2 separate regions of the Homo sapiens genome follow, and region 1 is linked to region 2. A link is a loop called in an ENCODE intact Hi-C map of the cell type or tissue named here. Cell type or tissue: endothelial cell of umbilical vein. All regions are shown on one strand.

What was found. Peaks named below come from ENCODE experiments on the same cell type or tissue, not always from the same donor. Only the 100,000 strongest peaks of a DNase experiment are listed, where the experiment ranks them.
Region 1: a loop joins it to region 2, with 6 times the contacts of the local background. A loop is called at or near these places in 2 of 110 quality-filtered maps.

Annotation. Positions count from the first base shown.
Region 1 is chr13:76,511,731-76,514,230 of GRCh38, reverse strand. All of the region lies in intron 2 of LOC105370263 (a long non-coding RNA gene), which reads right to left. Among named protein-coding and RNA genes, the nearest start is that of KCTD12, 370 kb to the left of the region's middle. In endothelial cell of umbilical vein, no CTCF peak of the experiment used is centred here; a DNase peak (open chromatin) is centred at 1,250; H3K27ac peaks cover 1,767 bases.
Region 2 is chr13:76,807,839-76,810,338 of GRCh38, reverse strand. No RefSeq gene overlaps it. Among named protein-coding and RNA genes, the nearest start is that of KCTD12, 77 kb to the left of the region's middle. In endothelial cell of umbilical vein, no CTCF peak of the experiment used is centred here; a DNase peak (open chromatin) is centred at 1,208; H3K27ac peaks cover 938 bases.

The sequences.
Region 1 (2,500 bases), 300 kb after region 2:
TTTGTATTATTGTTTGATGGAGTTAGGAGTTGCTACTAGGCTCGGCACTTTGGGAGGCCAAGGTGGGCGGATCACTTGGGCCAGACCTGATTGGGCAACATGATGAAACCCCTTCTCTACAAAAAACACACAAAAAATTAGCCAGGCATTGTGGCACGTGCCTGTAGTCCCAGCTACTAGGGAGGCTGAGGTGAGAGGGTCACTTGAGCCTGGGAAGTTGAGGCTGCAATGAGCTATGATCATGCCACTGCACTCCAGCCTGGGCAACAGACTGAGACCCTGTCTTAAAAAAAAAAAAAAAAAATAGGAAAAAGAAGTTAGTACTAGGGGAATTGATGAGGAAGTTGTTTTTGGAGTCTAGGTTCAAGGGTTTACAGTCTGGACTGATTTTCTCACAGCTGTGGGAATAAAAGTGGTGGAACCAGAAAAGAGTTTGCCTTGATGGGAAAAGTGTAAATGTGATTCTCTCTGAAGGCTAGCAGAGTGCTGCCTGTCAGTTTTAAGACTTGCTTTGCCATCCAGAAAACTATTTTTTTTTTTTTTTGAGATGGAGTCTTGCTCTTGTCGCCTAGGCTGGAGTGCAGTGGTGCGATCTTGGCTCACTGCAACCTCCGCCTCCCTGGTTCAAGCGATTTTCCTGCCTCAGCCTCCCCAGTAGCTGGGACTATAGTTGTGTGCCACCACCACTCCCAGCTAGTTTTTTGTATTTTTAGTAGAGGCAGGGTTTCACCATGTTGGCCAGGCTGGTCTTGAACTCCTGACCTCAAGTGATCCGCCCACCTTAGCCTTCCAAAGTGTTGGAATTACAGGCATGAGCCGCTGTGCCTGGCCCAGAAAACTCTTGAATTGATCAACATGGAAAATCCTAGCAAAGACAGGCAAAAAGTAAAAATAGATTTTTAAAGTTTTTCCGGAACTTATGATTTCATTTTTTTCTATTAAAGGTTACATGCTCAGTTTCTATTTCAAGGGACTCCAATAAAATATTTTGATATCTGAAGACAAAATCAATAAAACACTCTACTATGCCAAGTTACCCATAGTCTTTTCAGGAAAAATGAATTGCATACTCAAATAAATTAAAGGGAAGTATATTTAAGATGTTCCTGTTCTTAGTTAATGTGAGTCTATGTTGACATGTGAGTTAAGCACTTAGATTGACTTTCAGCACATTTTCTTAAATCCGTCATCTGGATTCCCAGAGAAACCTGTATTCTTTGTTAGATTCTTTTATGCTTATCTAGTAAAATAAATAAAATAATGCTTTCTTTGATGTCACTGTATCAAGGATTAAATTTCCTCTAAGGAAATTATTCATATCCCTTCCACAATATGGTGAAAGCAATGAGTCACCTGCCATTGACCTTCACATGTTTATGTGTACTTATCTAAACCACACATCTGTTCTTTATTTTCCAATGAAGGGACCATATGCCCCTTGAATCACATATAAGAGCATAGTGTTCTAAAACAAACACACTGAAGTTAATTTAGGGGATAAAATGAACTTTGAAGAGGATTCACATTCAATGCTCTAGCTGTTAAAAAAAAAAAAAAAAAAAAAAAGCAGAATTTATTCCTAACCTCAAGAGTGAGATTTCGTCTCTTCTCCCTAGTACTCCAGTGAAAAAAACAGTTTAATAAACTATTTAAGAAAGCTAAAGAGTTAGTATTCAATACTAACTCTTGAATAACTCTTCAGATAACTCTTGAAATATTTTCTCAAACTTAGGATTTTAACTTTAGAAGCTAGCCAATTACAGCCTTAGAAAAATATCAGCTATAGGTTTGAAACTTACAAGTAAATAAATATTAAAAAATAGTATTTTATGTTGGAAAAACTCTACTTTTAAAAAACTACATTATTTACTTTCCTATGCTCCTTATAACAATTTATTAAGGTAGAATGGACTATTATTATCTTGCTTCTGCAAATGAGAAAACTAAGGCTCAAAGAGTTTAAACAAATAGCCTGATTTGATAATGACAACACATAAGACAGAACTTAAACCCAGGTCCTCTTCCAAATATGATGTTGAAAAACACAGTGATGGTTCAGAAAACCGAAGTGTAATCTTTTAGGTCACATGAAGATGTTTGTTCTCAACAAATACAAGGCATAATCATTGAGGCATATATCCATGATCTATCTATCTATCTATCTATCTATCTATCTATCTATCTATCTATCTATCTATCTACCTACCTACCTATCAACCATTTTCTTAGAAATTCAGGCAGAATTCAACCAAACCACAGCCAGAGTAGAAGATTTAACAAAATTTTTTAGAATTTAATGGCTGGTGTTGACAAAGAGAAAAGGTGCAGAAGAGACTTAATATAGACATATTGTACTCCAAATCCAAGTCAAATGTATCATTTTCAACTGTTCATAGAAAACATACCAAAAATCAACCATATACTAGTCAACCAGATATGACAATCAGACTAGTCAACTAGATAAATTCTATAGTAAAAAAATCTTATATGTTATATTGAA
Region 2 (2,500 bases):
TCATGGCAGAAGGTAAAGAGGAAGCAAGCACATCTTCACATGGCAATAGGAGAGAGAGAGAGTGAAGAGGGAAGTGCCACACACTTTTAAACCATTAGATCTTGTGAGAACTCACTATCACAAGAATAGCAAGGGGGAATATGATACAATCACCTCCCACCAGGTTCCTCCTCTAACATTGGGAATAAAATTCAGCATGAGATTTGGGTGGGGACACAGAGCCAAACCATATCAGGATGATTCATCTTAGAAATAAGGCATTTCACATGCAATTAACAGGCAACTCAAGAACATTGTTTAAGCCTATTAATATTATGAAGAGTGAGAAAAAATGGTACATTCAGGCATGGGTGGAGAAGTAAAGGACAGATAAGTGTGGGATGAAGGAAAACAAAAGACAGAAAGGTCAAAGTTGGCCTTGTCCATTCAAGCTGTCTCCCAAGAGGGGGAAAGACCCACATCTTCAATAGCTTGATGCATTGACTCCTAGAGACAGGCATGTTCCTACTGTGGAAATGAATGAACTGAAAGTCAGGTAATCCCAGTCTTGCAATTAACAATGTTGCCAGGCTCACAAAGTGGACTTCTGCTGTCATATGTATTTCCACATTGTACTCATATCCAGAGAGACTGGGCTGGCTATAGAAACACATGAGGATCTTGGATACTTGCATAGATTGATGTAGATGAATATGTTGGCTTTCTTGTTTACTCCTCAATCTCTATTGACTTTAAATTCCCAAGAGATGAATCCACCCATGGATGCTGACCACATCAAATATCAGAGCCTACAAAAGGAAGGACTTAGCCTTGTCTCAGGGAGAATAAGCCTGGAAGCCCTCCTGGTGACACTTCTAACTTAACCACACCTTCTTTTAAACTCCTTTAGATCTAATCAGGGCAATTATTTATATACGGAGTATTGAACTACATTTCCTTCAGCTATGTCAATGCTTAATTTTGACCTATTTTTCTTATCTAGGCTCTTGCTCTGCCTTCTCCTCCCAATTCCTGTTTTTCATTTCAAAGGCTACTTATGAGTCTACTCATTGTTGAAACAATCTTGAGAAAGTGAAATGTGACTTATCACCCACTGGCCATACTTGACGTATGCTATAGTCTTGTTTCAGATGAAATGTTTTATTACCATATTTTCTAAGAAATGAATCATTTCTGGGTGTGTTTCCAAGAAACAATCAATTTAATAATAAATATATGTGTCTTTGTGTAATGTGTAATATAAAAATATTTGTCTTAACAATAATATTTGACTTTATGGTCATGCCTTAAGCAGGGAAGAATGTGACACAGGATTTCCCACCAGATGAAGGGAAAGGATCAAAAACACGACTGCCAATGAAAAAGGTGCCTTTTGTAACAAGAAAACAACAATAATAGTATCTCTCCATATATGTATATCACTTCACATCTGTTATGTACAGGCTCTTTTACATCATCTGCAGTGTTTTCAGAAGCATAACTGCCCAGTGCAATGCTGTAGTGAAAAACAGTGTAGTAAGCCCACGGTCTCCACGGTGGGCACCTCAGAATGAAGGTGCATATCAGTCAAGGTAGATTCACTAGAGACAGCTATGTTCCTGGTGAAGAGATGAGTGGACTGAAAGTCATGTAATCCTAATCCTGCAACTAACAATGTTGCCAGGATCACAAAATGGACTTTGGCTCTCAGTATGTATTTCCATGTTGTACTCATAGCCAGAAAGACTGGCCTGGCCATGGGAGAAACATAAAAGGGTCCTGGATACTTACGTGGATTGATGTAGATGAATACATATAGATGAATATGTATATGAATATGAATATGTATATTCATATAAATATGTATATGAATATGAATATGGTATTAGGCCCTTCTTGCATTGCTATTAAAAACACTTGGGACTAGGTAATTTATATTGAAAGGAGGTTTAACTGGCTCACAGTTCTGCAGATTGTACAGGAGCATGGCGCTGGCATCTGCTGAGCTTCTGGGGAGGCCTCAGGAAGCTTATAATCATGGCAGAAAGCGAAATGGAAGCAGCATCTCACATGGTGAAAGCAGGAGCAAGAGAGAAGTAGGGGGAAGGTGTCACACTTTTAAACAACAAGATCTTGTGAGAACTCACTCACTGTCCTGAGAATAGCACCAAGCCATGAGGGATTTGCCCCCATGACCCAAACACCTCCCACCAGGCTCCACCTCCAACACTGGGGATTATATTTCAACATGAGATTTGGTGGGGACACACATCCAAACCATATCACTGCTGTAACACAAAATTTGAGTAAAGAATGTATAATGGCTTAAACACAATAGAATTTTATTTCTTGCTTGTGGAACATCCTAAAGAGTGTTTTTTGTTTGTTTGTTTTTTAGATTAGAGCTTCCTGGTGACGATTTAGGGACCTAGGCTCTTTCCGTCTTGTGGCTCTGTCATCTTTGCCATGTGGCTTCCAAAGTGGTTATGTTTGTTGCACCAGGCTGGCAGATGGGAAAAAA